2 separate regions of the Mus musculus genome follow, and region 1 is linked to region 2. Evidence: chromatin contacts called from ENCODE POLR2A ChIA-PET data. All regions are on one chromosome and are shown on one strand. Each heading gives the region's core, a stretch centred on a gene start or an enhancer-like site at or near the end of the contact. The rest is flanking DNA. Distances are from core to core; before and after follow the strand shown.

Evidence for each region. ChIA-PET counts read pairs that join two places held with the same protein, here RNA polymerase II (POLR2A).
Region 1: POLR2A ChIA-PET joins it to region 2 with 20 read pairs in Patski. The contact joins the promoter of 4930579F01Rik here to the promoter of Trmt10a in region 2. POLR2A ChIA-PET finds 5 or more read pairs at or near these places in 2 of 5 experiments (Patski and embryonic stem cell).

The regions. Positions count from the first base shown.
Region 1 is chr3:138,190,020-138,195,786 of GRCm38, forward strand. 4930579F01Rik (RIKEN cDNA 4930579F01 gene) reads right to left here and starts at 3,812. Exons shown (of 9, transcript NM_001374685.1): 1 at 3,576-3,812.
Region 2 is chr3:138,140,939-138,146,070 of GRCm38, forward strand. It overlaps Trmt10a (tRNA methyltransferase 10A), which reads left to right and starts at 2,510. Exons shown (of 8, transcript NM_175389.5): 1 at 2,510-2,658. It also overlaps a transcript of Mttp not described here.

The sequences.
Region 1 (5,767 bases), core at 2,562-5,061, 50 kb after region 2:
TCCAATGTGGGTCCTTTGGTTCAAACAAGCAAATAAATTCATTTTTAATCTATAGTACAGAAGAGGAATTCAAACATATGGGGGAGGGGCAACAATCAAGAATGAAATGTGTTGGGATCAACACAGACCGTTTAATTGACTTTCTGGGCTCTCGTTTGTTCATTTACAGTCCGTTGGAACTGACTTAAATGTCAACTGGGATGTCTAGCTTTTCTCCTTGTTGTGTCTGCCCCACACGAGTCTTCGTAGGTCAGTTTGAAGGGACACTGTCCGGGAATCATGACAGAATAAACCAGAAAACAATATCAGAAAAACCACGGGAAGGTCCGGGACTCATCTCATTCTTTCTAAAGGAAGGCTGTATGCCTGGTGTGAGAAGGTCGACCAGATGCCATGTTCTGTGTGGTGAGTGTTTAGTGAGTGGAGACAGCGTGTAAATATTTTGTTCAGATATAGCAATCAAATTTTTGCAGAATCTGAGCTATACACAGAATTCTTGTGCACCACAGAATTGTTTGTTTGATGTCTAATATTAGGAGTTTGGTTGGTATCAAACATTAGGAGATGGAGCTTCTGGAAGGTATTTAGTTCGTGAAGGTAGAGTCCTCAAAGACTGAGATTAGAAGAGGTCCCAGAGAGCCACCTCACCACACATGTGCTGAGAAGACGCTGCCCAGAGATCAGACCACACACATGCCAAGGAGAAGACACTGCCCAGTAGTCAGGAAGTTGGCTCTCAGCAGCCTGAGAATCTGCTGGTGCTTTCATGTTAGACACCACAGCCTCCAGAAGCATGAGAAAGTAACTTTCTGTTGTTGATAACAACCTCTGCCTCTGGTATTTTGTTATATCTACTTAAATGGATAAGGAGAGTGTTCTCTGAAAGTCCAAGAGAAATTTATACTTTTGGAAATGCAGTTGATTAATAATAAACTAAAGTTGTACTTTAGTGAAAATAAAAATAAATGTAACTTAAACCAGAAAAGAAACAAAGCAAACCTTTGTCCTAGTGGCCCCCACTTTTCTCCCCCACCTCACGCTCATGCTGTGAATCCTCGTTGCCTCCCGTGTTTATTAAACGTCTTTCTAGAATCTGTGAATTGGTTTAGAATCATATTTTCCTTTCAAAGTTTTACTGTATAGCAGATAAGTCTGAATGATAATTTCCTAAGAACGATAAACTCATAAGAAATGAAAGTATGATAATCCTCATGTCTACATACATTTACAAAACAAGTTTAACATAAAAAGAACACTCTTAGTTTTTTATTGATTATTTTATGCTTTCCTTGCATGTGTGTGTGCCCCATGTACATGCAGTGCCTTGGAGGCCAGAAGAGGGCACCAGATTCCTGGGACTGGAGCTACAGACAGTTGTAAGGCACCATGTGATGGCTGGGAACAGAACCTGGGTCCTCTAGAAGAACAGCCAGTGTGCTCAGCTGCTGAGCCATTGCTCCAGTCCTGAGTGGATTAATAAGAGATTAATGGTAGTAGAGGCCAAGAAATAAGTTACTTAATTATTGGATAAATATCTTTACTGGAAAATGAGTAATGGCATTCATTTCCAGTAAGGACAGTGAGTCTTTTTGCTGAACTCAATATTAGAGATATTTGTTAGTGCTAAACTGACTGACATGTACCATAGATGAATTCCATAAACAAAGTTATGATCACTTCTATGCATAAGCCATGAATTAGTTAGCAAGTAACATATAAAATCTTATGATGCATAATGCCTGGGGTGGGGGTAGAGGGTGTGTGTGGGAGGGAGGGAGGAGAGAGACAAAAAGACCAGGAGACAGAGAGATGGGATGGGAGGTGGGGGATGGGGGAGAAGCCACATATTCATTTGTAGTATTTCAAAGGTACTTACTGCATGCTACAGAAAACAATCCCCAGATTATTTTCCCTATGTCAGATGGTCACACAGAAGACATGTCTGTATTACATAAGTACACATCTCAAATCATGGGGAAGCAAAATACTAAAAGCTACCAGCTCAACTGTGGTGTCAGGGATTGTGCCTTGCATGGGCTATAATTCCAGCCAGTCCAATCAAGTTAGCATAAGCAATAGAGAGTGGTCTAGAACTTAACCTTGTTCTGTATTAACTTTTATTAAAAATAAGATCATTTGTAAACACACAAGGACTTTAGTTATTCTTAGTAAACATCTCGGCTCTTACTATTTATACTATTTATTTATATATTTATACTATTTATATATTTATTTATATATTTATACTATTTATAAAACCTGCCTAAGACTTCTTCACTAGGCCAGCAGACCCAGGAGATTTCCTGAGAGAGAAGATCCATGAGTTCTGTTTGTACCCAGAGATGCTCCCACGGCTATCATGTTGAGAGGGAAATGTGAAGACTGTGTGCGGAATTTAGTTGCACATCACATTCGTCATTCCAAAATCTACAGCTGAGGAGATGACTCAGCACTTAAGAGAACTCGCTGCTCTTGCCAAGGACCCAGACTCGTTTCCCAGGACCTACACTGGGCAGCTCAAAACTGCCTACAAGGCCAACTTCAGCGTATCTAAAGCCTTCTGGCTTCCACAGCTCTTTGTGCACGTGATGCATACCCATACATTCAAGTAAAACTTTGTGTGTGTGTGTGTGTGTGTGTGTGTGTGTGTGTATGTATGTATATATATTTAATATAAATTAATTGACAGAAGTTTCAAAGATACTTCCGAAAGCAAAATTTCCTTTCTTGTGGTCTCTTGATTCTACCCATGTATCAGTAAATTATCGAATTTTATTTAAAATAAGGGAAATACAATCCTCCAAAGAGAAGGATTGGTGAAAAAACCCAGTTAATGTTATTCAGAAAAAATGCCCTGCCCATTTGCATAAAATATTAATACCCTTAAGTTCAAAATAGTACACACATAGCACACGGGTTTACAAAGGGAACAGACAGGATAAGGAGGCACTGTAAGTCACGTGCGGTGGCCATCTTGTACAGCTGTTGCTGGAATCATGAACACTGCTCTCCCACTCTTCCAGCCCAGAACACACCACAGTTGTTCCTGGGACTTCTTCTCATACAGGATGTATTGTTCTGGGTATGCACTTTCTCCAAAAGGAGTCCTAACACCCCCTTGTAGCAATCCCCATTGTCACCCCAGCCTCACCACCTTCTAACCCCTTTTCTTCTTCAAAGCACTCTTCATAGCACCTGCTCCTCCCTGCGTTTTGTTTTTAAACATGTCACTTCTTCATGGCTCCTTTCAATAGGGTGTCATCATCAGGCGTGCCTTGATTTACCCCGGTGTTTCATCTTCTTTCCTGCTGTGCACACACCTGGTATAAACTCAACAATTGCTGTTAAATGGGCTAGCAATTTTTCCCCACAAGATAAATGTCTCTATGAATAGTGCAGTGCTGTTAGTACGGACGGTCTCCTCAATATAAGTGACTAACTTTAAAAGACAGCATCCTTTTTTCTCAAAATGGCCTACTTGGTTCTTGTATGCCTTAAAAAGCATATTTGAGACTCATAAGTAAGCATACCCGAGATGTTAGCAATTGTTTCTAACGATGAATAGAAAATTATACCTGAGAACGGCTTTAAAAGCAGATAATTTAACTGATAGAAGCTCAGGTCTGCCGATGGCCTTCCAGCCTCATATTGGGTCTCGGCTGAATTTTGTTATTTCCTTAAATCTCGGACTTAAGGAGATTTTATCGATGGAAACAGCTGACTGTCTGATGCCTCCAAAAGAGCAAAGCGGTGTCTCTTCAGTTTCTCCCACTCACACTCCAATGGGTCCAGGTGCCTGCCTCCCTGGTTGTGAGGAGATAGGTTAGCAACGGATCAGCATTGTGGGAAATCTAAGTTCCAGAACTCTGTAACAGCCATTGCTCCAGGCCGCTTGTTACACAGCTTCACTAGCATGGCACAGTGCATCTCTTGCTGGTTTCAGACGGGGTATGGTGGATGTGCTGCGGATCTCAGGAAAAGAGGAAAGGGAGAAAGTCAGCCCAGTGCGTGCTATGTGACAGAAACAGCGGTGGCAGTGGGGTTGCTGGGAAGGCCTCCCAGTCATTGTGAAAGGACACCATTTGAGTCTCAGGGGTGGGAAGAGGCGGTCTCAAGGCGGGGGAGGGAGGTTGAGGAAAAGAGAATAACAGAGTACCCATAACAGGAAAGGGGAGGGCTCGGAGAGCAAGCGGGCGGGGCAGAAGGAGAGGGGAGGGGCATGGTGAGGGAAGGGATGGTGGAAAATAAAGGAACAAAACAAGGTATGTATTAAAGAACGTCACAATGAAATCCATTACTTTGTATGCATGATTAAAAATAAATTAAGGAGAGTGAGAGGGAGGAAAAAAAATGAGGAGAAGCTGGGTGTGGTGACCCAGTCCTATAGTTCCAGCCTTTGGGAGAATTAAACAGAAAGATTGCCCGGGCTACAGAGTAGGACCCTATCTGAAAAATCAAAGTGACAACAAATAATGGGCAAAGTTCCTCGGATGTCTAACAAACTTCTCAGGAGTGATTAGCGAGTAACAGCAAGAAATGCAGCGCTTGTGTTCCTGAGCTCCTAGAAACAGCATTTTAACTCTTTACCGTTTACTGTCTTGTAATGTGCTCACTCCCTCTCCACCCCTTTCACATACACCCCCAACAGCTCCACCATCCTTACCACAAGGTCTTCATAGAATTGGCAGCATTCTGTTCCATCCGTCAACCTCCCAACCCATGAGCTGAACATACCTTGTTTTCTTTGTATGTCAGCTGGTCTCTTACATTTTATTATAGCAACATGAAGCTGACTGGGGCATAACATACATTAAGAATGTTTACATGTGCCGGGCAGTGGTGGCACATGCCTTTAATCCCAGCACTTGGGAGACAGAGGCAGGGGAATTTCTGAGTCTGAGGCCAGCCTGATCTACAGAGTGAGTTCCAGGACAGCCAGGGCTATAGAGAGAAAGCTTTTCTAGAAAAACAAGCAAAACAAAAACAAAACAAAACAAAAAGCAAAGAATGTTTATATGTGTAGCATAAACAATCGTGTTGTGGGGCATCCACAAGAGAAGACTGCTCAGATGTGGGTTTAAGCCAATAGAAAGTCTTATTAGTCAGCCTACAACCCACACCAAGTGTCTGGGATCCCAGTGTAACTCCAAGCCCTTCTTAGGGTAAGCCTTTAAGCACACACACACACACACACACACACACACACACACACACACACACACACACACACACCACACACACACACACACACAAAACCATGTCCCGGGTGAACATACTTCAGCACTTTAGCAAGGACTCTTAGCCTGAAGCAGAACTACAGAAGCCAAAAGGCAAGGTCAGTACGTTTTGTGACTTTCCTGGAATTATGGCCTTTGATGGATTAGGTCTTTGTTTTAGTTTTGGCAAGTGGTGCTGAGTTTTACAACCTGAGTGGAATTTTTATCATGGAGTCAGTTGTGCTAAGGTCTGGGGGGGGCTACTAAGGTCTAGTTCCCTGCTTCAACCGGAAAACAGATGAGAGTTACAAAAGCAAAACTATGGACATGCATAATTAATAGGTCTTCATTGGTGACAAGAAATAAGCAAGCTGAAACTATCTCATAACACCAGCGTTCTGGAGTATATGTAGACCATGAGAATTCACATCAAATATTATTAGAATTATAAATTGGTACAAACTCATAAATCCAGCTTGACATTCAGATAGATTTGAAAGCCCAGAGACTCCTCCTCAGGTCCAACATTTATACCCAAGCACAAAGCTATT
Region 2 (5,132 bases), core at 1,260-3,759:
TATCAAAAGATGGCCTAGTCGGCCATCACTGGAAAGAGAGGCCCTTTGGACTTGCAAACTATATGCCCCAGTACAGGGGAATGCCAGGGCCAAAAAGGGGGAGTGGGTGGGTAGGGGATTGGGGGTGGGTGGGTATGGGGGACTTTTGGGATAGCATTGGAAATGTAAACGAGGACAATACCTAATTAAAAAAAAAAAACAATCAACCAGATTGACTTGGAACTTCGAGTGTCTGTGCAATGTTCACAATCGCACTTACAACCATGTGCTGTGTCCTAGAACTCTGATCTGCCAGTAGCCCTCTTCCTACTGTACAGTCTGCAGTCAAAGAGCTGGCTGCCAGCTCTATGAAATTGGCACACAGATATGATTTGTGTAGGATGTCCAATGTTTATTCGTGATTAAATTGCATAAACCTTAATTTTTCTATAAATGTTACTGCATACATTTAAGGCATAGGACATGACACTGTGAGCTACACATGACCAGGAGAAAGCCCACTATAGTGAAGCCACTTAACATGTCACATCGCTCACAGACAGCCAACTACTGTTTCCTTTGTGATGAAATCATCTAAAACCTACTTCATTAGTATGAAAATAATATACGGTTCGTAGGTTACACATTTACTCTCTCGTGTGTTTATCTTACACGTTACTTCACTCTTCTTCCTGATAACTGCTGCTTTATCCCCTAAACCCAAACCTGTGTCTAACTCATTTCGCAGCACAGCGACTCCTAAGCCCATCCATACTTAGGCAGACTCCCCAGACTCCGCAGATATTCAAATCCAAGCTTGCTATGTTTGCTTAAAATCCAGTTTTCTTCTAGTATTCTCTAAATTACCCAATTAATAGAATTATATTTCTACCACTGTTCACATTAGAAAGCTGGGTAGAGCCCTTCTTCCTTACTCCACCACTGCTCATCAATGTGTAAAACCTTCACGTTTGGCTCTTTGCTTTCACTGCCCCCAGCTTTGAAATTCTTCATTTAAAAAAATGTTTACTTTCCAAGATGGAGCAAAATTACAAAATCTCCGACACTATGTGCTCAAGAAACATTCATGTCTTCCTTTCTATCTACAGGCATCTTAAGTATGTATTCACTTCTGGATCCTCTACTTCTTTGATGGAGACAATCATTTAGTCATTGCTGTACAAAATCCTAAGCCAAAGACAATGAACTGTCAACTGTGTTAAACAAGCCTGAGTTTTATAAATCAATGACTTCCTTACATCACAGGACTTTATCTTAAACTTTTATATGCTTCTTTGGCTAAACTGCAGTTTTTACTCGTACCTTTTTTTTTTTTTTTTTTTCATACTTTGGATTGATTCTGCAACCATGAGATCAAATAACCAAGTCAAATTTGGTCACATCATAAAAATGAGGATTTTTCTCCTAACTTAAAAACTCTTTTAGATATCAAGGATGCTAGGCATTACCTCTAAAACTGTACCGTTATTTTAAAGACAGATCCCATAAGGGCAACAGAACAGCTGCTGAAAGATCTGGCACACCACTCTGCCAGCCTGAATTTAATGACCTACATGTGAAGGGCTCCATATCCAGTTACTAACCCTCCCTCAGCTACTCTCTGCCCTGATACGGAGGCAGCCGAAAAAAGATGCCCTACTAACAGCTCATAAGTGGATTCACATTTTACTGCCAATGTTCAGTTAACAGAAATCTCTAAGATTTGAGAGATCCACAACACAGAGCATGTGATCCACATCTTTTTCCAAATAAAAACAGAGTTTAAAAAAGATCTCCCCCACACACTAAATTCAGAGACGATTCAGTTCATTTAAGAGCCTGTAACAAGTTCAAAAGGTCAAGCAACAAGAAAAATCTAATGATGGGTCTTTATTTGAAAAATAGTTTTTTATCTGCAAATTCTACAGATTCATCCATCAGAAAAGCCAAATTAAAACAAAACAACTACAAAAAGACCAACCTACCCAACTGTTTGGTTTTTCTTTTTCCCTCGGTTGACTTGGTCTATATTTAGCAAAAAGATTATATAAGGTCAAGTATTTACAAACGATGAAATATCACTAGTGTTTTGCAAAACAGCATAAACAAAACCTCAAAGGATGGACTGTAAAGTATTATGTTTTACTAAGGACATAAAAAGAAAACTTTAAAATTCCTAAGTTCGATGAATTTCTATTAAAAATTTCAGTTTACAATTTTTTCACTTATGAAAGACCATTGGTAACTTTCTTACATAAATTAGAAGTACGTTGGGCAATACTAGATCATCCTCTCAACGCAGAAAAAAATAAGAGCATTTCGTCTGTTTCGCATTTCAATTTCTTTCAGTGGGGCGATCTTCGCCTCGAGACCCGAGCTTACACAGGCCTGTGGGTAGAAATGCAACGCTTGACCGGGAAAAACGCCTCGCGGTAGCCACTAACCATTCCCGCAAAACCCAGGCCCAGACCCCGCCCCCTACAGGCTCCTCCTCTTTCTCCGGTTTGGAGTTAGCGCAGTCCGATGACGTAAGCCGTAAGTGCCGTAACCGGGCGCGCAACCACCGCCTCTGCCTCTGGGAGTTGAAGTTTCTGAAGGAGGACGACCGCGTGGAGCCGAGAACACTTCAGAAAGGCTTTCTAACCGCACCCCGGCGTTCCCCACCGGCCCCGCGGCACGGTAAATATGGCACTGCGGCTGTCGTGCCCCTGCCCGTTGGTATCCTTTCGGATGCCAAAGGAGCGTGAGCTACCCTAGCCTCCGCTGCAACCAAGGCTTCCGGAGTAGAGGGTGAGGGCCTGGGAAGTAGTTGCCGGTTTGCGGAGGAAGTGGCGTCAGGTGTGCGTTTTCCACGCCCCTCGCCACTCACGTGCCGTCTTCCAGAGTCGTGATTGGTCAGCTGCGGTTCGTTCGCGGGCGCAGGGCCCCGCTCGGGGCGTGCGCGCGCCCGGTTGTCGCCGCGGTGTGCGCTCCGGGTTTCTGTTGTTTAGGAGAGTCCCTACCGGAAGTGTGGCAGAAAGGAGCCATGTGGAGTCTCAGGGTAGCTTGTCGCAACGCTGCGTTGCGCCTAGAGGGCAGGCGAGCCGTTTTCCCTTCTTTTCCTCTTTTTCCTTCCCTGGGTCAGGCCGTCGCATGTAAGGGCGCCGAGGGGCAGTTGCTGCCCAGGCGGCTCGGCCTCGTGGTCAGCTGAGGATGAGGTTAAGATGGACGCGTTACCGGTTGCCACTGAAATATTTTGTGTTTAAAATGTGGTTGCGTGTCCGGAGATGTAAAATTACTCATTTAAAAAAAAAAAAAAAAAAAAGCTCTCCTGAGATTCCCTCCCAAGCCAGAACTCAAGCCAAAGGGACTTTGACAACTGAACAAAGGGCTATTGCTACTGCGGTACAGACCAACGCGTTTAAAAATAAAAAAAAATAAAATAACATAAAAATACCCTGAAGTAGGCATGTATTGATTTTAGAGTTACCGAAAAGAAAGCTTAAAGACTACGAGGGCCGTTTTAGTCGATTTGATAACAGCCGGGTTTTTGTCTTTGGCATTAAGTGACGTATGCTCTTCCCCACACCAGATAGTCTTTGTCAGTATTACTCAGTTTTGAGTTTTGTAATCCTGTCTGATAACTTATATCCAAGAATTAACCATCCAGGTTTTTTCTTTTTAAGATATGCTAAAGTAAAGTCTCAGAGTTGTTTTATCTTTCTGTAAAATGTTCTTAAATACTTGTTAGACTTGGATTAGTGGATTAAAATGTGCTTTAAGCATCACTGCTGGTCTGGGAGAAGCCTCAGACTCGCTGCCATAGAGATTCACCTCGTGACCCAAACTAAAGCCGTGTGTTCAAAAGTGCCGTGTTTTACATAATGCATCAAATTCTTACTCTATTACTTAGTAGACAGTCGGAGCGGAAGCTATCTTGGTGAAGTCTAGACAAAACAAGACAGCCAGCTAGTATTTTATCTGCATTCATGTATTTTATAAAATGAAACATATTTCATGTGTTGTTCAGTAGTCTGGCTTATTTAATCAAAGCTTAGGAAACACCCAGTACAGTGTTTCAAGAATTGATAAAACACATTAATGTTAGGACAAGCTCACGATAGGCTGCTCAAAGATGTTACTATTCTGTGATAGGTCAAGTTAAATTTAACTGGAGACATTTTAGATGTGAAAGACAAAGGCTCCCCCTGGTGTCAGAGAGCTGTAAAACACGGCTTTTGTAATTCTCACAGTTAAGGCAGCTCAACACTTCAAAATTTTGAACATAGAGAAACTACTGAAAAGTATTGCCACGGATAAATATTGCTTTGTTTCATAGGAATTTAGTACTAGAGACCAGAGGAGTTAGTAACTTTGAAATTACTCTCTTCGTTTTCTTTTAGAATTCTATGAAATCCCATATCTACTCAAGTTATCCTCTCGGTTTGGAATAAGTCAACTGAGTTTCAAGTTTCAGAGCTGTGCTCTCTTGAAAATATGTTTCATAAAATGTTTTCCTGTTAATTTCAATTTTGCTTTTAAGTTTGCATTACTGAGTCTTGTTTTTTCCACTATTCATGCCTTTGGGCATATACATTTTTGAGTTTTATTTAATGCCTTTAGAGCCATCTGTCAACAGTGTGCAGTAGCACTCTCCCTTCAGAATTCCCCCATCCTCAGGGTTTTAGGTTACTGGGAAGTTTTGGTGTTGGATCTGGGTTTGAGTAATAATACACAATTTCATCCCTTTAATCAGTATATTCTCTCTGCTAGATTTGTTTGAGATGCTTTTTTTCATAGGAATTTAGTACTAGAGACCAGAGGAGTTAGTAACTTTGAAATTACTCTCTTCATTTTCTTTTAGACTCCTATGAAATCCCTTATCTACTCAGTTATCCTCTCAGTTTGGAATAAGTCAACTGAGTTTCAAGTAACGTGACACTGCACTTTCAAAGAAATCGAGAAGCATAGAGTAAAGCTATTGTTTAAGTTCTGCAAAAGTGTTGTCCTCATTATTACATCTCGAAGAGTAATTGTGTTGTTGTTTGTTTTTGTTTTGGCTTAGATTATCGTTTGTTTGCTTAGATTAACTAGCTAGCTCTGTAAGAATGAAGAATCTCAGAATGTTTCTTAAGGCCACATGCTATTTAGCAGATTATGCTTTGTCTGAGGCA